Linked DNA regions of Homo sapiens: region 2 is linked to region 1. A link is an interaction called in ENCODE POLR2A ChIA-PET data of the cell type or tissue named here. Cell type or tissue: Panc1. All regions are shown on one strand. Each heading gives the region's core, and the rest is flanking DNA. Links, peaks and the distances in the headings are about the cores only.

Evidence for each region. Peaks named below come from ENCODE experiments on the same cell type or tissue, not always from the same donor. Only the 100,000 strongest peaks of a DNase experiment are listed, where the experiment ranks them.
Region 2: POLR2A ChIA-PET joins it to region 1 with 7 read pairs; 8 of 35 experiments call an interaction of 5 or more read pairs at or near these places.

The regions. Positions count from the first base shown.
Region 1 is chr17:72,971,055-72,981,937 of GRCh38, forward strand. The region is part of intron 4 of SLC39A11 (solute carrier family 39 member 11); the gene reads right to left. Among named protein-coding and RNA genes, the nearest start is that of SLC39A11, 120 kb to the right of the region's middle. RefSeq lists an enhancer at 6,850-7,350. In Panc1, for the core only: no CTCF peak of the experiment used is centred there; a DNase peak (open chromatin) is centred at 3,847; H3K4me3 peaks cover 1,392 bases; H3K27ac peaks cover 2,760 bases.
Region 2 is chr17:73,101,767-73,112,649 of GRCh38, forward strand. No RefSeq gene overlaps it. Among named protein-coding and RNA genes, the nearest start is that of SLC39A11, 15 kb to the left of the region's middle. In Panc1, for the core only: no CTCF peak of the experiment used is centred there; no DNase peak of the experiment used is centred there.

The DNA.
Region 1 (10,883 bases), core at 1,121-9,120:
CCTGCCTCTGAATCACCCAGACCTCTTGTTTCTCCAATTCCCTGCTTTCTGATCAGTCTCTGCTGACCATACGAGTGACCCAGAAGGAAGACGATAAAATGCAAATAACCACTCATTTACTATGACCATCTCTGATGATAGATTTGGGAACGGTTGAGAACTTGAACTAAAATGAGATTTCTGGTAGCCGGTTACCTCTAAATCTGCTTACAGAAATAATCATGGTTTGTATGCACCACTGCTCACCCCCTCCACACACACATACACACACACACACACACACTCTCTCTCTCTCTCTCTCTCTGAAAAACCAGTTTACTTCTCAGGTGGCAAGAAAGCAGCTCTGGGCCCACTGCTCAACTTCCCCTCCCACAGGAAATGGCACAGCGCCCCCCGATTTTAATGAAAATCTCAGCCCTTTATTTCCAAAACCCTCTGGACTGGGAATGCATTTTCTCCCACTTCCCATCCAGATGGAAAGCAAACATAAAATCCACAGGAGAGAGTCTGCCATCAGCACTTGTGATCAACAGCATTTCGAGGAAGCTTGACTCCCCGTGAGCAGAGCACCAACGTGAAGGCGGGTCTCAGCAGCTCCTGGCTGTCCCAGCTGGGGCCGGGCCGCCCCCCAGGAGGACTACCAAACTGTATCCCTTGTTACTAGCATATGCAACCGGGATGCCACCCCCACAGTCTACCTACACAAGTGGGCTTACAACACCAAAACTGGTTTGTAGTGTGTTTAAAAAGGAGAAGACTCAGGGGCTGGGTGGGAGGGGCGCAGGATTCCAAATGAGCCATCTGGGGAGACAGGTTTTATCTACAAAGCACCTACGGTTTGCAGACTCAAGTTCTGCTTACAACCTGTTGGGACCCGAGCTTCTCTCTAGAAGGAGAATACAGTGTGTGTGAAGTTTCCAGGACACCTGGCATGTAATAAGCCCTCAATTAATATGAACTGTGATCATCACCAGAATCATTATTAAACCAAATACTATTCTGGAACTACCTTAGCAGTGGAAGGAACAGAGAAGGAGAAAGAAAAACGGTCTCAACGTTGCTGTAACAAAATCACAGCCACTCAAATCTAAATAAGTGAATAAAAGCATATCCCACAGAATAGAAAAGGACACGTTATAGTTATTGGTGTTACCGCTTTCTCCCTTCCCCATGGGTGACAGCCATCACGGCCCATCATGTCCAGAGAGCCAAGGATGCAAATCAGTGGGTGGGAAGTGAGATGAAGTGTTCACAGCCCAGCCAGGTAAGGGCATTGCAATACACATCACCGCCCCACCCTTCCATTTCATAGATGTGTTCTGTGGTCTCCCGATCCAATCGTAAACCTAATATTTACTCAGTGAAAGCAGTATTTGTGTGCGTTGCCATCTAAAATCCAATAAGTATGGAGACAGAAAAGAGGCTGTCTGCTTATGAGGCATGAGGGCAAACACAGCGAGCTCTTTAAAGAGCCATTGAGCTAATCAATATCCTCTCCCATTTCCATTCAGGGGCCCTGAGCCAACGGAGACTTAATAATTATTTTCCATCATTACAACCCTCCGAGAAGCTTACAAAGAAAAGGTCACTGTTTCTAAGTTTGTTCTTCTCTATTTGCCAAACACAGATTATTTCCTGGGGTCCATGAGGATCTCTTCCCAGACTGTAGCAACCAAAGACAGCCCTCACTAGGCCTCTTGGAGCCGGCTTTAGAAACAGGATATTGCTCTGCCCGTGGAAATCACTGTGGTCATCACATTTAGTTGTCTGGCCTCCTGTCCTGACCTTCCCTGCCAAGGTCAAGTTTTGGCCAACCCTCCTGTTGGATATTCTTTTTAATTTGTCCAGGTCTCAAAAATAAACACCAACCTCTGTGGTAGGTCAGGCAGGAAGGAAAAGGATGCTGTGGGTTGCTGGACACCATGACCAGCTCCTTCAACCGAGCTCCTGGACAGCGACCACACAGGCTTCAGCTGAGCCCTTTGTGCCCACATGCACACCACGAAGCCCACCATAAATACCCCAAGCTGCCTTCTGCTTGTCCTTTCCTTAGGAAACGTGAACAAACAATAACATAGAAAAATTATGGAAACCATCTTTTCCTTGCATAAAAGTTGGCTCAAACAACTAGTTAAGATTAGGTTTGATTAGAAGAAATAGAAAACCCTACTGCAGCGACTTACACAGGAAAGGTTTATTTGTCTGGGTCAGCAGAAGGACCAGGGTCAGCCATCCAGCGGGTACAGTGGCCCCAGCACTGCCGGGGGGGCACCAGGCTACTCTGTCACCTGAGTGATGGCTGTCGCACCCCAAGGACCACCCTGCTGTTTCCAGGAGAAGGAAGGGCAAGTAGAAGATGAGAAGGGACAACCTCCCTGATGACTTTTGCTGACCTCACATGGTTTCCCTGGGCTGCAGGGGAGGCTGTAGGTCTAGGAATTATAGGTAGGCACATTGCTAGATCAAACAGAATTGGAGTTCTGTTAGAAAGACAAAAGGATAAGTGGATTTTTTTCTTTTTTGAGACAGGGTCTCACTCTGTCACCCTGGCAGGAGTGCAGTGGCACAATCACAGCTCACTGCAGCCTCGACCTCTGGGGCTCAGATGATCCTCCCACTTCAGCTTCCCAAGTAGCTGGGATCACAGGCATGTGCCACCATGCCCAGCTAATTTTTTAAAATTTTTTGTAGAGATGGAGTTTCACCATGTTGCCTAAGCTGGTCTTGAACTCCTGGGCTCAAGCGATCCACGTACCTCGGACTCCCAAAGTGCTGAGATTAAGGCATGAACCACCGCACCTGGCCAGTAAGTGATTCAGTAGGTACCATGGTCTGAAAGTTTGTGTCCTCCCAAAATTAATACAGTGGATTCCTAAGCTCCGAGGTGACAGTCCAGTCTTGTGTGCATGATGACATGAAAGTCAACAGTGGGTGACATATAAGACAGTGATTCCACAGGATCATAACAGAGTGAAAGATTCCTATTGCCTAGTGACATCTGGATGATCCTGACCCTTTGTAGGCCTAGGCTAACATTCGTGCTTATTTTATTTTTTATTTTCTTGAGATGGAGTCTCACTCTGTCACCCAGGCTGGAGTGCAGTGGCGCGATCTGGCTCACCGCAACCTCTACCTCCCAGGTTCAACTGATTCTCATGCCTCAGCCTCCTGAGTACCTGGGATTACAGGCGCCCGCCACCACACTTGGCTAATTTTTGTAATTTTAGTAGAGACAAGGTTTTGCCACGTTGGCCAGGCTGGTCTCTAAGTCTTGACCTCAGGTGATCCACCCACCTTGGCCTCCCAAAGTGCTGGGATTACAGGTGTGAGCCACCACACCCGGCCTAATGTTTGCATTTGTATCTTCATTTTGTACCAAAAAAAAAAAAAAAAAATTAAGTAAAAAGGAATTTAAATTTTTTAATAGAAAAAAGCTTACAGAACAAAGATATCAAACAAGAAAATACCTTTGTACAGCTACAGCTTTACAGTGTGTTTTAAGCTAAGTGTTATTACAAAAGAGTCAAAACGTTTTTACAAGCTGATAAGGTAAAAATGTTACAGTAAGTTAAGGCCAATGTATTATTGTAGAAAAATATTTTGATTGCTTTAGTGTAGCTTAAGTATACAGTGTTTACAAAGTCTACGGTAGTGTATAGTAATGTCCTAGGCCTTCACATTCACTCACCACTCACTCACTGACTCACTGACTCACCCAGAGCAACTTCCAGCCCTGCAAGCTCCATTCATGATGAGTGCCCTAGACAGGTGTACTACCTCTTATCTTTTATACCATGTTTTTACTGCACCTCTTCTATGTTCAGATACACAAATACTTGTCATTGTGTTACAGTTGTCCACAGCATTCAACACAGTAACATACTATACAGGTTTGTAGCCTCGGAGCAATAGGCTACACCCTACAGCCTATGTGTGCAGTAGGCTATCCCATCTTTGTTTGGGTAAGTACACTCTATGATGTTTGAACAATGAGACATTTCTCAGCATGTATCCCCACCGTTGAGTAATGCATGACTTTATTAGAAGGTAGGGCCTTTGGGAGATGATTAGGTCCAGGGTTAGTGCCCTTATAAAGAGGTCCTAGACCAGGCGGTGGCTCACACCTGGAATCCTCACAATTTGGGAGGCCAAGGCACATGGATCACCTAAGGTCAGGAGTTTGAGACCAGCCTGACCAACATGGTGAAACCCTGTCCCTACTAAATACAAAAAAATTAGCCAGGTGTGGTGGTGCATGCCTATAATCCCAGCCACTTTGGAGGCTGAGCCAGAAGAATCACTTGAACCCTGGAGGCAGAGGTTGCAGTGAGCCGAGATTGTGCCATTGCACTCCAGCCTGGGCAACAAAAGTGAAAACTTCATCTCAAAAAATAAAATAAATTAAATAAATTTTAAAAATAAAGAGGTCTTAGAGAGCTGCCTCACCCCTTCCGCCATGTAAGGACACAGTGAGAAGGTGCCCTCTATGAACCAGAAAGTGAGCTTTTCACAGACACAAATCTGCTGCTGCCTTGACCTTGGACTTCCCAGCCTCCAGACCTGTGAGAAATAAATGTCTGTTGTCTATAAGCTACCCACTTTATACTATTTTGTTATAGCAGCCCAAATGGACTAAGACAGTAGGGTATCAGTTCAGCTGCTGTAACAAAGATAGAAAGCGAACAATGACTGAAGTACAATAGACCATTATTTCTTAGCCAGTATTATTTCTTAGGTAAAAGTCCTGGTAGTAAGGCTACAGCAGGTATGGTGTATAGAGCAGGTATCAAGAAGGACTGAGGCTTTGAGAAAACAAGAATGAAAATGGCAGATAGGCCAGGCGTGGTGGCTCACACCTGTAATTCCAGCACTTTGGGAGGCTGAGGCGGGTGGATCACGAGGTCAGGAGATTGAGACTATCCTGGCTGAAATGGTGAAACCCCGTCTCTACTAAAAATACAAAAAATTAGCCGGGCGTGGTGGCGGGCACCTGTAGTCCCAGCTACTCGGGAGGCTGAGGCAGGAGAATCACTTGAACCTGGGAGGAGGAGGTTGCAGTGAGCCGAGATCATGCCACTGCACTCCAGCCTGAGCGACAGAGCGCGACTCCATCTCAAAAAAAAAAAAAAAAAAAAAAAGGCAAATAATGTCTTAGCATTCTTATGAAAATTAATATTTGAATTTTTAAATTATTATTATTATTTTAACCTCTCAGCTCCCTTGAAAGGATCTTGAGGAAACTCTAGGCAGTCCCCCAAACACACTTTGAGAACTACCACTTTAAGATCACACCTCTTTAATAAATGAACAAAAGGATAAAGACATGGCAAACAACAACTCAGTCCCTAGGTCTCACACTCACCCTCCATTCCAATTTTCCACTTAAAAAGAAAAAGAGTGATAACTGAAATGTTAGAGAAAGTATGAATCATCAATGGGCAACAACCACTGCTGGGAAAATGACACCGAGGGGGAAAATCCTCATTTGCAGAAAGGCACAGAAATGTCTCTGTTGGCCGGGCGCGGTGGCTCACGCCTGTAATCCCAACACTTTGGGAGGCCAAGGCAGGCGGATCACGAGGTCAGGAGATCGAGACCATCCAGGCCAACATGGTGAAACCCCAATCTCTACTAAAAATACAAAAATTAGCCTGGCATGGTGGCACGTGCCTATAATCCCAGCTCCTCGGGAGGCTGAGGCAGGAGAATCACTTGAACCCGGGAGGCAGAGGTTGGAGTGAGCTGAGATCGTGCCATTGCACTCCAGCCTGGCAACAGAGCAAGACTCCGTCTCAAAAAAAAAAAGAAAAAAGAAAAAAAGAAATGTCTCTGTTAGGTCTCAGGATTATATATTGTAACCAATGTTACAAAGGGACAGGAGTGGTGGGAATTTCTAACATGGTGCCCCCAAAGATGTTTTGCCCTTATCCCCAGGACCTATGACTATGACACGCCATCAGTACCATGCTGTGGTGTGTTGTGAGTCACAGCTTGCGTTAGGATAAGATTACCCGGTTGGGCCTGACCTAGTCCCAGGAGCCCTGAAAAGCAGAAAGCTGTGTCCAGTGAAGGCAGAAAGGGAAGTCAGAGAGATTCGAAAGTGAGAAAGTGCCTGAGCCATGACTGGCTGAAGAAGCAGGGAGCCACATGGGAAGGAATGTGGACGGCCCCAAGGAGTGGAGAGAGGCCCTGGCTAATAGCCAGAAAGGACATGGGGCCTCACTCCCGCAGCCCTGCTGTATCCTGCCAGCAGACAGGAGCTTGGAAGGGACTCCGAAATCCAGATGAGAACACGACCGGCTGACCCACCCACGTGCTCCCAACCCTCTGACCTATGGAGTTTTGAGCTAACAAAGGGTGCTGTTTAAAGCTGTTAGACTTATAATCATTTGTACACAGCAAGAGAAAACTAAAATACCAGGGCAGGAAAAGGAGCGTGTCCCCAGGCCCTAGTTCATGCAGATAAAACCTGTCTTGGATATCAGAGGCAAGGGGAGAACACCCCCACCCCTGGTGAGATACACCAGGGACAAGTTTAGATGAACCACCTGAAAAAGCATCAGAGAAAGTGAAAGAGCAAAGAGCAGAGAGAGGGACTAGGGACATGTGGGAAAGAACCATGAAGTGCTAGCACCTTCCATAAAACACACAAACAAAGGGCTGGAACAGAAACACCCCCACACAGCAACAATGAGTTTGGGGAAACGGTAGTGATATTATCCAAAGGGTAACGGCTCCCAAAGTGAATGAATGCTTCCTATTCAATAAAGCAGTAAAGTACCGAGGTGGCCTGGAGAGCACGGCCAGCCACCAGCTGCCTGGGAGAGCGAAGGTGCCCAGGAGACCGACTGCATCGGCACCTGTTCCCAGGAGCCTCTCCCACCCACAAAGCCACAGGAATAGCAACCAGCAGTGAGTCACCGGGTCACCAGAGAAAAACCAGCAAAATGTCAGTCTCCGAGCAAGCTTCTCTATCATTGGATTCCTAGCCAGGGTGGTCGTTGAGAATCTTCCAGGCCGTCCTCCAGCCTGCGAACGCAGGGGAAGTACGGGGAGGTTCTAGTGAGAATCTGGGCTGTCGTCTGGGCCCCATTTGTAAACCCCAAACCACAGCCCTCTTCCCTGCCCTTAGGCGTTCCCTGCCTTCCTCTTCCTCTTCCTTCCTTCCTTCCTCTTTCCCTTCTTTCCTCCCTTGCTCCCTCCCTCCCTTCATCAGATATTTACCGAGCATTGTTCCCTGTGAGTCACTGTGCTGGTGTTGGCGACACGGCCAAGAACAAGCCTAACAAAGTCCCTGTCCTCAAGGAGCCTACATTGTGGTGGGGAAACCGATGATAAAGAAGTAAAAAATATACAAACGAACAAACTGGATAAGGAAGGTTGCTGACAAGTTCTAGGAAGGAAATAAACAGAGAAAGCCACGCACATTGTGGGGGGTCAGGGAGGAGCTTGGGAGGAGACATTTGCACTGAGGCAGCCACGCACAGAGCTTCGGGAACTCTGTTTCAGAGAAAAGGAATAGCAGATGCAAAGGCCGGGAGGTGGGACAGGGCTTGGGGAGCTTCTAAGAAGGGGGTGGGGAGACTGTGGGGAGCATGGAAGTGGAGGTGAGGGAGTAAGGGGGACCAGTCAGGAGGCCAGGTTCTGGGACAGAGACAGTAATGCCTTAGGCTGGGGTGGAAAGGAGTGGACAGGATGGGTCCACAAGACCTTTTTGGAAAGGTGCCAACAGCACTTGTTCATGAGAACGAAAGGAAACAACAAATCATCTCTGTTATCATTGAACACTTAGGGCACGCCAACTCTGGTAAGGCCCTGCCTTCAGCCCTGGGATACAAAGAAGGATGAGGTCTGGGTCTTGCTTTCAATGAGGTGACTGACTAGCCAGAAACATAATTTTACAAAGATAAAAAAGAAGGCCCTTGCTCTGGGGCTGACATGGTTAGGTTTTGTGTCTCCACCCAAATCTCATCTTGAATTGTAAACCCCATAATCACCACGTGTCAAGGGAGAGACCACGCGGAGGCAACTGAATCATGGGGGCAGTTTCCCCCATGCTGTTCTCGTGATAGTGAGTGAGTTCTCACGAGATCTGATGGTTTTATAAGGGGCTCCTCCCCCTTCGCTTGCCACTTCTCCTTCCTGCCGCCTTGTGAAGAAGCTACTTTTTCCCCTTCACCTTCCGCCATTATTGTAACTTTCCTGAGGGCTCCCCAGCCACGCAGAACTGTGAGTCAATTAAACCTCCTTCCTTTATAAATTACCCAGTCTTGGGCAGTTCTTTATAATGGTCTGAAAACAGACTAATACAGGGGCTATGTAAGTGAGACAGATAATTCTCACTCCAGTTATGCTGAGAGGAACCTGGACTCCGAGAGCACATCTGATCCATGGAAATACTGTCTGTCTTCACCTGTCTTGAGAAGCAGAGCAGGCAATGGGATGAGGGACGGATAGAGACATTCCCAAACATTACTGGTGAAAGTGTAAATCAGTACAAGCTCAGGAGAGGGCAACTTGAGAATTTCTAGAAAAGGGAAAATTTGGGTCCTGATGTGTGAAGCGCCACAGAAAATCGAGCCAGTTCAGGCCCCTGCCTTGTCCCTACCCAGCTGAGCTGCAAGGAGGCTGCTCTGCAGAGCTCACACTAACCCACCTCCCTCCAACACAGGACCCCAAAACAAATCTTGCCTATAACAGGTAGCATGCTGGAAAACCAAGACCTCAGATGATGCAGCTGGCAGAGTCTCAAACCTATGCTACTGCCCAAGGTAGATGGAGGCAAAGCAGCATGCCCTCCTCCCATAACCTGCTCCCCAAAGCGGCAAGCACCCCTCCCATGACTTGCTCCCCAAAGCAGCACACCCACTTCCCATGACCTCCCCAAAATGGTGCATCCTTCTCCCACGACTTGCTGCTGGATCCACTGATTCCTACACCAGCTCTCCAGCTGGGACAGCCACCCTTCCTGTCCCCAGCCACCCTGCTCTGTTAAGACCATGACATCCTATTTGCATCTATAACTCCCACCAACAATAGCGGGACCCAGGTGCTTATTTATGAAGATATTACTGTACATGTACAAATCTCAAAGAATCATCTAAAGAACGATTATTAACAAAAAAAGGTATTTTGTTTGGTGGCTCAAGACAAAATTAGTGGTGGCTCAAGACAAAATCAATAGCTTTTCTATGCAAAAACAACGGCCAGATGGAATATGTCATGAAATAGGAGACCCCGTCTGTAATACTCATAAAAGGAAATGAAATACCCAGGAATACATTCAACCCTAAACATGAAAAGTCCTTATGAAGAAAACTTAAAATGCTACTGGGAGACGCGATGAGTAGCCTGGATAGATGGAGTGGTGAGCTTTGTTCTTAGGCAGAAACGCTCATCGTCATAAACCTGTCATTTCTGCCTACGTTAATGTAGAAATTTGAAACAAAGCTTGTAAAAAAAAATACCTAGACGATGTTCTTGAAATTCGCAAGCTGATGCTAAAGTTCACATGGGAAAATATGCTGTAAGAATAACCAAGAAACTTTTGAAAAGGAACGTAATACAAGTAATACAGAAGACGAATAGATGATAAGACGTGAAGTTGCAGCAACTGAAACAGAATAGTACCTGAAGAGGCAGAGCTGAAAAGATTAAAGCGGCACCATATAATAAAAATAGAATGTGAGGCTGGGCACGGTGGCTCATGCCTGTAATCCCGACACTTTGGGAGGCTGAGGCGGGTGGATCAAAGAGGTCAGGAGTTTGAGACCAGCCTGGCCAAGATGGTGAAACCCCGTCTCTACTAAAAATACAAAAATTAGCCAGGCATGATGGTGGGTGCCTATAATCCCAGCCACTATGGAGGCTGAGGCAGAGAATTACTTGAACCTAGAAGGCAGAGGTTATAGTGAGCTGAGATCATGCCACTGCATTCCAGCCTGGGTGACAGAGGGAGACTCCATCTCAAAAAAAAAAAAAAAATAGAATGTGAGCTACAAATATAACATTAAATTTTCTGGTAGGCACAATCACCAAGGGGAAGGAAACAGGTGAAATTAATTGTAATAACATATTTTATTTTATCCAAATATATCCAAAATAGTTTCACTTCAATAAGGTAAGCAATATAAAAATTGGTAATGAGATATTTTATACATATATATTTTTAGTAAGTCTTCAAAATCCACTGTGTATTTTTTATTTATAGCCCATCTCAATCTGGACTAGTCACACTTCAAGCACTCAATACACACATATGGCTGGCTAAATGGCTAGTTTATTATTCACCTTAGGACTACAAAAATCCAGAAGCAAATACGTAAATACATCTTCTGATTTAGTAAATTTTATAGCTGGCATTTACATTAACGGAGAAAAGATGGATTATTCAACAAATGGTATCAAGACTTCTGAGAGCCATCTGGAAATACATACATTTTAATCTCTATCTCACTTTTTATACCAAAATAGATTATTTTAATCCCTATCTCACTTTGTATACCAAAATAGATTCTGGATGAATTAAATATTTAAATGCAAAAAAAAAAAAAAAGGAAACCAAGTTGTAGAAAAAAAATAGGTATTTTTAATCCTCTTGGAATGAGGAAGACTTTACTAAGTATGAATCAAAAAAGACTAAGTTCAAAGAGGTACAAATTAAATAAAAATCTACATGGTTGGAAGCACCATAAACAGACTCACAAGTGACCAACTGAGAAAAGAATTATAATAATATTGCAGATAATTTTCTGAATACACAAGGAGCTCCAAAATAATGAGTTAGGAAAGACCAACCATGGAACAGAAAAGTAAGAGAAAGACACAGACACTTCACAGAAAGGGAAATACAAACAGCTTTGAAACACGTGGAAAGATGCTAA
Region 2 (10,883 bases), core at 1,664-9,663, 130 kb after region 1:
TTATGGCTGCATAGTATTCCACGGTGAATATGTGCCACATTTTCTTAATTCAGTCTATGATTGTTGGACATTTGGGTTGGCTCCAAGTCTTTGCTATTGTGACTAGTGCCGCAATAAACATATGTGTGCATGTGTCTTTATAGCAACATGATTTATAATCCTTTGGGTATATACCCAGTAATGGGATGGCTGGGTCAAATGGCATTTCTAGTTCTAGATCCCTGAGGAATCGCCACACTGACTTCCACAATGGTTGAACTAGTTTATAGTCCCACCAACAATGTAAAAGTGTTCCTATTTCTCCACATCCTCTCCAGCACATGTTGTTTCCTGACTTTTTAATGATCGCCATTCTAACTGGTGTGAGATGGTATCTCATTGTGGTTTTGATTTTCATTTCTCTGATGGCCAGAGATGATGAGCACTTTTTCATGTGTCTGTTGGCTGCATAAATGTCTTCTTTTGAGAAGTGTCTGTTCATATCCTTTGCCCACTTTTTGATGGGGTTGGTTTTTTCTTGTAAATTTGTTTGAGTTCTTTGTAGATTCTGGATATTAGCCCTTTGTCAGATGAGTAGATTGCAAAAATTTTCTCCCATTCTGTAGGTTGCCTGTTGACTCTGATGGTAGTTTCTTTTGCTGTGCAGAAGCTCTTTAGTTTAATTAGATCCTATTTGTCAATTTTGGCTTTTGTTGTCATTGCTTTTGGTGTTTTAGACATGAAGTCCTTGCCCATGCCTATGTCCTGAATGGTATTGCCTGGGTTTTCTTCTAGGGTTTTTGTGGTTTTAGGTCTAACATTTAAGTCTTTAATCCATCTTGAATTAATTTTTGTATAAGGTGTAAGGAAGGGATCCAGTTTCAGCTTTCTACATATGGCTAGCCAGTTTTCCCAGCACCATTTGTTAAATAGGGAATCCTTTCCCCATTTCTTGTTTTTGTCAGGTTTGTCAAAGATCAGATAGTTATAGATGTGTGGTATTAATTCTGAGGGCTGTGTTCTGTTGCATTGGTCTGTATCTCTGTTTTGGTACCAGTACCATGCTGTTTTGGTTACTGTAGCCTTGTAGTATAGTCTGAAGTCAGGTAGCATGATGCCTTTTTTCTTTTTTTTTGAGACGGAGTCTCGTTCTTTTGCCCAGGCTGGACCTCAGTGGTGCTATCTCAGCTCACTGCAAGCTCCACCTCCTGGGTTCACGCCATTCTCCTGCCTCAGCCTCCCGAGTAGCTGGGACACAGGCACCCGCCACTGCGCCTGGCTAAATTTTTGTATTTTTAGTAGAGACAGGGTTTTACCATGTTAGCCAGGATGGTCTCGATCTCCTGACCTCATGATCCGCCCACCTCGGCCTCCCAAAGTGCTGGAATTACAGGCATGAGCCACCGTGACTGGCCAGTTTCACTGACTTTACGCACATCTATTGTTAGGAGCAACATTTCTGATTTTGTGATAGGTTTTTTTTTTTTTTTTTTTTTTTTTTTTGAGGCAGAGTCTCACTCTGTCACCCAGGCTGGAGTGCAGTGGCACAATCTCTGCTCACTGCAACCTCCACCTCCTGAGTTCAAGCGATTCTCCCTGCCTCAGCCTACCGAGTAGCTGGGATTACAGATGCACGCCACCACGCCCGGCTAATTTTTGTATTTTTAGTAGAGACAGGGTTTCGCCATATTGGCCAGGCTGGTCTTGAACTCCTGACCTCAGGTGATCCTCCCACCTTAGCCTCCCAAAGGGCTGGGATTACAGGCGTGAGCCACCGCGCCTGGACTTGTGACAGGTATTGAAAATGCAAAACCAAGCTTGCTTGACTGCCAGCTTAATAAGATATCCAGTTATTACACAAAAAAAAACCCCACCACTGACAGAATATGAAATCATCTCTGTCTCTGAAATGATAATCGGCATAAATCAGTTTTTCTCATATTTCTACATTTGTTGCTTCAAACAAATGGCATCTCATATTAAGCAATTCTGTGGAGGCCATTTTGATACGCTTACGAAGGGAAATTGCTAAACAATTAAGTTCTATTTTGAGGCTATTCTTTCACAATTTCATGGATCATGTAAATGATCTGTTCATTCATTCAGTCACTCAGCAAATGTTTACCACACACTCCTGTGTCAGAGGCACGTCTGGATCACTGGGTACACACCAGGAGGCGAGGCAGATGCAACCGTGGCCTCACGATGCTTCCAGTCTAGAAGCTTCGGAAATTGGATCAATTCTGCATTAGAAACTAAGGCTTATTATCAAAGCTATTTTATTATTAAACTGCCTCTCTCCTTTTTTTCTTATTCCTCATAATACATCCATGCCTTCCACTGCTGGAAGCCAGTGAGTCACTCTAGCTAGTGAGGACAAATCAACAGGAGAGAACAATCGTTCACGCGTTTCAACACAGCCAGGCCCAGGGCCTTCACTTGCAAGTGGGTTGCTGTGAGCAGAGAGTGTTCCCGATGGGGAGGAGACCAGTTACATATCAATGTAAACTCTGCTGATAAATTGTCAAAAGAGATCTCAGAAGAAAAGGACCTAAATCTAAAGTCTAGGTATTTGTGATTTCTTTCTCATTCTAAAGTAATATTCATTTTCCTACCTAAATTTCTTACTTTTTCTTAAAGAAGACCTTCAAAATTGTATAAGTTTCAGAATCCACAAAACCTGGATGTGTCCTGGGTGAATGTTTAGAGATTTAAGAAGGAAAACAAATAACTTCCTCTGCTGGGCAGAACCATACCCCCTCCCTTCCCCTAAAGATGTCCATGTCCTAATCCCTGAAACCCGTGAAAATGTCACCTTACAGGACAAAAGGGTCTTTGCTGATGTGATTGAGCCTCTTGAGATAGGAGATCATCCTGGATTATCTGGGTGGGCCCACATAATCAGTCACAAGGGTCCTTATAAGGAGAAAGAGGGCTAGGCGAGGTGGCTTAAGTGCGGTAATCCCAGCACTTTGGGAGGCTAAGGCCAGTGGATCACCTGAGGCCAGGAATTTGGGACCAGCCTGGGCAACATGGTGAACCCTGCCTCTACTAAAAATACAAAAAAAATTAGATGGGCATGGTAGCATGCACCTGTAGTCCCAGCTGCTTGGGAGGATGAGGCACGAGAATCGCTGGAAACTGGGAGGCAGAGATGGCAGTGAGCCAAGGTCGCACCACCACGCTCCAGGCTGGGCAACACGCAAGACTCTATCTCAAAAAAAAAAAAAAGAAAGAAAAAGAGGGAGACTGCAGAGTCAGACTAAGAGGAGGTGATTCAACGACAAGGGAAACAGAGGTTGGAGTGATGCAGCCAAAAGCCAAGGAATGTTGGCTGGACAAGACAAAGAAATGGGCTCTGTCCTAAGGCCTCCAGAAGGAGTGCAGCCTTGAGACACCTCGATGTTTAGGACTTCTGACCTCCAGAACTATGTAAGATAATAAATTTGTACTGTTTCAAGCTACTACGTTTGGGATCAGCTGTTACAGCAGCCGTGAAAAACACGCTTCCTTTTGTCTGGAAACACCTCATTTCACAGACACCCTTCTCCGGTGATGTTGTGAACCACCAGGTTCCATACTGGGTCCTCGTTCACTGTCATGACTAGGTAGGACCAACTATATAATTTGCAGGACCTGGTGCAAAATGAAAATAGGAAGCCCCCGGTTCAAAAAGCAGGGGGGAAAATGCCATTAAAGGAACTAGAATATAAAGCTTTTCCTTTCTTCTATGTCCCTCCCCTGGCAATGTGGAGACTCCATTGTTTCACTGAACTTTGCTTACAAAACACAAGTTCAAAGATAAAATTATTAGCAATCTCAAGACATGACAGCAGAGCATTAAACAAGCCCAGTTCCTTCTGCACATGGGGCCTTGTGTGACCACACAAGCCACAGGTCTATGAAGCCCATCGCATCCCTGGGCTGATGTGGCAGGCCCAGAATGAAGCCCACAGTGTCAAAATGGGAAAATCAGCCAGGGTTGATTATTCAGAAAAAAAAAAAAAAAGCCACAGAGAGATTCAGAAGTAGAAGTTCTGGATGGAGGGAAAGCAAAATGCAAAAAAGTGCAATACCCACAGCCAGAACGGGAAGTCCTGATCTAAGCCAGTCCAGGGAGGGAAGCAGCAGAAACCCCAGGAGCCTGGGAATGGGAATTGGACATCCTGCCGGGGGAGCCTGGGATTTGAGAAGGAGAAATTTCAATTCCCAATGGAAATGAGAAGCTAGGTAAGAAAGAAGGTAAGACCATCTTCTCAGCAATCAGAAACTAGTGGACCACTATCTGGGGTCTCTAAGCTCTCAGGTGTGAGGAATGGTTAATTTTTTTTTTTTAAGTGGGATGGACCTGGTGGCTCACGTCTGTATTCCCAGAGCTTTGACATGCCGAGATGGGAGGATTGCTTGAAGCCAGGAGCTCAAGATCAGCCTGGGCAAAACAGTGAAACCCCATATCTACAAAAAATTTTAAAAATTAGCCTGGTATGATGGTGCACACCTGCAGTCCAAGCTACTTGAGAGGCTGAGGTGGGAGGATCACTTGAACCCAAAAGATAGAGGCTGCACCAGCACTTTGGGAGGCCGAGGCGGGCAGATCACCTGAGGTCGGGAGTTCAAGACCAGCCTGACCAACATGGAGAAAACCCATCTCTACTAGAAATACAAAATTAGCCGGGTGTGGTGGTGCATGCCTGTAATCCCAGCACTCGGGAGACTATGGCAGGAGAATCACTTGAACCCAGGAGGCAGAGGTTGCAGTGAGCCAAGATTGTGCCATTGCACTCCAGCCTGGGCAACAAGAGTGAAACCAAAAAAAAAAAAAAAAAAGAAAGATAGAGGCTGCAGTGAGCTACGATCACATCTCTGCAATAGAGTGAAACCTTGTCTTAAAAATAAATTAATGAATTAATAAGTTGGTTTTTTTTTTTTTTTTTTTTTTTTTTTTTTTTGCAGAGACAGAGTCTCACTCCGTCGCCCAGGCTGGAGTGCAGTGGCACGATCTCGGCTCACTGCAACCTCCGCCTCCCAGGTTCAAGTGATTCTCCTGCCTCAGCCTCCCGAGTAGCTGGGACTACAGGTGCCCGCCACCACGCCCAGCTAATTTTTGTATTTTTAGTAGAGACGAGGTTTCATCACGTTGGCCAGGCTGGTCTCAAACTCCTGACCTCAAGTGATCTGCCCACTTCAGCCTACCAAAGTGCTGGGATTACAGGCGTGAGCCACCACACCCAGCCAAATAAATTTAATTTTTAAAAAAAGAATTTAAAAAAATAGATATTGGCTCAAAAGGAAAAAAACTGTAGAAATCTAAATATAATATTTAACTAAATGTCTATAAAACCTTTTAAGTATTGACTTTGGTATTCATAAAAAATTTAATTATATTCCCATTGTTGGCTGCTGGGTCATTAAAAAGAGAAAGAAAAAAATTAATTACATTCAAAAAGCAATCTAAGGCTTAGCTTTTCTGACTTCAAGAGAATTCCTAAGTATGCACAATGATGGCCAAGAAATCGCAGTCAATCGTAAATCAAATATGCTTAGGGGCCAAATACTTTCAAAAGCAAAATTATAAAAATCTTTCTGATTCTTTCATAAGGAATAAAAGCACTTAATGTGGAATGGGGGAGCATTTTAATATGATTGTTGCAATATGGGATGAGTCCTCAAAAAGCAGGAGTTTTTTTAGAGGTCTATACAGAGCCTAAAAGGCCCCAGGGAATGGGGAAGGAACGGGATTCCAAGAAACTTAATTCCTCTCTCAGAGTGGGAGCAGAAACAAAACTCATCCCATGTGAATTAGCTGAGGCTCACGGAGGGCTGATGATAGGGTCAGGGAAAAAGCAGGGTGGGCCTTCCCAGGGAGGAGGGTGGTCTCTTGCTGTTATCATCACCCCGGGGGATGAGACCAGCAAGCCAGGAGCCTTCAGAGGATGGGATGATGGGAAGGAGAACTCCTGGAAAAGAGTGAAGAGCACCTCCCATAGATGCAGAGGAGAACAAGGTGGGAGCTGGTCCCTCAACTGTCCACAGTCGAGAGAGACCCCAAGGTTCTCCAGACCCCATCAGACAGCTCTGGATGGGAACAAGGCCGGGGGTGGAAACGTATGGCCGCTGTGCAAGGTCACTTGAGAAGACCTGCATAGGGGTTAAATAGTGGCCCCAAAAAGAGACATTCAAATCCCAGTCGCTGTGCCTGTGCATGTAACGTTGTATTCATAAAAAGTCTTTGCAGATGTAATTAAAAATCTTGAGATGGGGCCGGGCGTGGTGGCTCATGCCTGTAATCCCAGCACTTTGGGAGGCTGAAGCGGGCGGATCACTTCAGGCCAGGAGTTCAAGACCAGCCTGGCCAACATGGTAAAACTCCGTCTCTACTAAAAATACAAAAATCTCTCGGGCATGGTGGCGGGCGCCTGTAATCCCAGCTAGTCGGGAGACTGAGGCAGAAGAATCATTTGAATCCAGGAGGCAGAGGTTGCAGTGAGCTGAGATTGTGCCATTGCACTCCAGTCTGGGCGACAGAGTGAGACTCCGTGTCAAAAAAAAAAAAAAAAAATCTTATGGGATCATCCAGATTAACCAGCTAAATCCTAAATTCAATGACATATGTGCTTGTAAGAGACCAAAGGGGAGAAATCAGGGACACAGAGAAGAAGAAAAGGCCATGGGAACGTAGAAATAGAGATTGGAGTGAAGCAGCCACAAGCCAAGGAACGCTCGGAGCCGCCAGAAGCCAGAAGAGGCAAGGAAGGATCCTCCCCTGAAGCCTTCAGAGAGACCACGACCCTGACAACACCTTGATTTTAGACTTCTGGCCTCCAGAGCTGTAAGAGAATAAATTTCTGTAGCTTTGAGCCACCCAGTTTGTGGTGTTTTGTAGTATTTTGTATGGGTTTTGTTTTGTTTTGTTTTGTTTTGTTTAAGACTGAGTCTCTCTGTGTCACCCAGCCTGGAGTGCAGTGGCGCGATATCGGCTCACTGCAGCCTCCACCTGCTGGGTTCAAGTGATTCTCCTGCCTCAGCCTCCAGAGTAGCTGGGATTACAGGCGTACGCTACCACGCATGGCAGATTTTTTGTATTTTTAGTAGAGATGGGGTTTCACCATGTTGGCCAGGCTGGTCTTGAACTCCTGACCTCAAGTGATCCACCCACCTTGGCCTCCCAAAGTGCTGGGATTACAGGTGTGAGGCACTGCACCTGGACAATGTTGTAGTATTTTTCTTATGGCAGGCCTAGGAAAGGATGACACCCTGACTTTACCATTTCTACCACAAGGCCAGCAAGGAAGTCCCCCAAGCACCAGGGACTGCCCTGAGCAAAAGAGTCCATGACATACTCTCCCCCACCCTTCTGCATCAGGAGGAAGGCTGCACAGGTAGACAGGTGCATGAATCTCCCGACAGCCACGTAGGAGCTCCATTGTCCTGAATGAGCTTACTTTCTATTTTCCCGCCAGCCTTTCTGCCTGTCTCCTTCATGCCCACCCCTCCACCTCCCATCCCCATCCCCTGCCATGACAAATCACTGGAGGATAACTTATCCTGAAATGCATCATTTTAAATTTTTCCCAAAAAACTTTTATGGAAGGTGAATTTAAAAATAGTGAAATAGGTCAGGCGAGGTGGCTCACACCTGTAATCCCAGTACTTTGGGAAGACAAGGCGGGCAAATCACTTGAGGTCAGGTGTTCCAGACCACACCCTGGCCAACATGGTGAAACTCCGTCTCTACTAAAAATACAAAAATTAGCTGGGCGTGGTGGCGTGTGCCTGTAATCCCAGCTACTCAGGAGGCTGAGGCAGGAAGATTGCTTAAGCCCAGGAGGCAGAGTGAGCAAACATCTTGCCACTGCACTCCAGCCTGGGTGACAGAAAGAGATCCTGTCTCAAAAGAAGCAAACAAACAAACAAAAATAGTAAAATCTCTCTTAGCCGAAAAGCCTTCTCAGAAGCCTGAGTTCTTGCTCAGCAAAACCTTCGTTTAGGTCTGTGGGTTTGTCAACGACAGCACTCATGTGGGCATTCAGGGAGGTATTCCTCACTTAGGCCGTGGATGCCTCAGACTCTAGGACCTGCTGGCTTCTTCCCTAGGGCAGCAGCAGCAGCGACAGAAAGGCATAAAGGCAGAAGCACACAGGCATGTGACAAGAGACCAGGGCATGGCAGTTTAAGCCCAGATTTTGCCAGTAACTCGCTGGGCAACCTTCTCCTCTCTGGTCCTGAGAAATAGAAGAGTTGGACCAGGGAAGGTCCAAGGTCCCTTTCTCAGTGAAGGCTCTGAGTTTCTGATTTACTGCCTCAGTAAAACAGTGCCAGGTCCCAGACTGGAAGAGCACAGCTGTGAATTTGGAACCAAGGCCTCATCCAGTTTAAGGCATTCTGTTGTATCCTTAATTTTAAATACAGGCCAGGCACGATGGCTCACGCCTGTAATCCCAGCACTTTGGGAGGCCAAGGCAGGCAGATCACCAGAGGTCAGGAGTTCGAGACCAGCCTGGCTAACATGGTAAAAGCCTGTCTCTACCAAAAATACAAAAATTAGCCAGGTGTGGTGGCAGGCAGCTGTTGTTCCAGCTACTAGGGAGGCTGAGGAAGGAGAATCGTTTGAATCTGGGAGGCAGAGGTTGCTGGGAGGCAGAGGTTGCAGTGAGCCGAGATCGTGCCACTGCACTCCAGCCAGGGCGACAGAATGAGACTCTGTTCCAAAATAAACAAAAACAATTTAAATACAAACAAACAAAAACCACCTCCCTGTGCTAATGGGGACTATCTCAACCTCACAGAAAAACAGCCAGAGCTCCTAATTCAGCTTCCAGTCTTGTGACCATGCATCAGTTTGCAGTGAGCTTGTTATGGGTTACGTTGTGTACCCCCAACCCAAAATTTGTTTGATGAAGTCCTAACCCCCAGTCCCTCTGACTGTGATTATTTGGAGAGAGGATCTTTACAGAGGTAATCAAATTAAGGTGAGGTCATTAGGGTAGGCCCTAATCCAATATGACTGGTTTCCTTAAAAAAAAAAAAAAGATGAAATTTGGGGCCTGGCGCAGTGGCTCAAGCCTGTAATCGCAGCACTTTGGGAGGCCGAGGTGGGCAGATCATGAGATCAGGAGATCGAGACCATCCTGGCTAACACGGTGAAACCACGTCTCTATTAAAAATACAAAAAATTAGCCAGGCGTGGTGGTGGGCGCCTGTAGTCCCAGCTACTTTGGGAGGCTGAGGCAGGAGAATGGTGTGAACCCGGGAGGCGGAGGTTGCAGAGAGCAGAGATTGCACCACTGGACTCCAGCCTGGGTGATAGAGCGAGATTGTGTCTCAAAAAAAAAAAAAAAAAAAAAAAGAGATGAAATTTGGACACAGATACGCATTAAGAGAAGACAGTATGAAGAGACAGAGGAAGAAAATGGCCATCCACTAGCCAAGGAGAAAAGCCAGGCACGGTAGCTCATACCTGTAATTCCAGCACTTTAGGAAGCTGAGGTGGGAGGATCTTTGAGTCCAGGACTTCAAGACCAGCCTGAGCAATATAGCAAGATCCCATCTCTACTAAAAAAAAAAAAAATCAAAAAAATTAGCTGGGCGTAGTGGTGCACTCAGGAGGCTGAGGTAGGAGGATCACTTGAGCCTCAGGAGAAGGAGGCTGTAGTGAGCCACGATTGTGCCACTGCACTCCAGCCTGAGTGACAGAGTAAGACCCTATTTCAAAAAAAAAAAAAAAAGAGAAGCCTGGACAGATCCTTCCCTCACAGCCCTCACAGTCCTCAGGAGGAAGCAACCCCCATGACACCTTGGTTTCTGACTTCTGGCCTCCTGAATCACATGAGAGACAATAAATTGTCCGTTGTCTAAGTCACCTTGCCTATAGCACTTCGCTAAGGCAACCCTAGCAAACTAATCCAATGCTAAAGGTCACTGTCACTTCCACCGGGGAATTTAGTGCTGGGAAGAACCTCCAAGAGCATCTGGTCCAAGCCCCTCACTTCACAGATGGAAGCACCCAGATCTCGCCTTGGCCCCATTCTCCCACGTTCCACACACTGGTGAGCCCCTAATCACCCTAGGCTGTCAGATTTGAGTCGTAGCTTTGCAGCTCAACCACGAAAATGATTATTATAAGCAAAACTACAGGGAAACAAGTCAGAATACCAAAGCTAATAAAAATGCTTCAAGGACAGGCCGGGCGCGGTGGCTCACGCCTGTAATCCCAGCACTTTGGGAGGCCGAGGCGGGCAGATCACAAGGTCAGGAGATCGAGACCATCTTGGCTAACACGGTGAAACCCCATCGCTACTAAAAATACAAAAAATTAGCCAGGCATGGTGGTGGGCACCTGTAGTCCCAGCTACTCGGGAGGCTGAGGCAGGAGAATGGCGTGAACCCAGGAGGCGGAGGTTGCAGTGAGCCGAGATCGCGCCACTGCACTCCAGCCTGGGCGACAGAGCGAGACTCCAACTCAAAAAAAAAAAAAAAAATATGCTTCGAGGACTTCCCAGGTACATCCTCCGACAAACAACTGACGTTCTCTGCCCAGGTCTTGAGACATCGAGAGAGAGAGGTGTGAATACTATAGCTATTTTCATGGTGAGACTTCTACGATTATTTTAAAATAATATGTCACTGAGACTTTACAGACTCACATTGGTCTTTTACCTAAAGTCATCCTAATCAGCAAGGCTTCACCACATACTCAGGAAACCTCAGTCGGACCCTGTAACAGATAATAACCCACACAGAAAGCCTCACACATTAAAGGCACTCAAAAAATCATTTGTCTAATTAAATGATGGCACCCTACAAATTGCCCTGTGCCTTCCACTCCCACTAGAGTAGGTTGGGTGTTGACCCATCAATATGATTTCCCAGGAACTTGCTTAATAAAACTATTCAAAATATAAGGG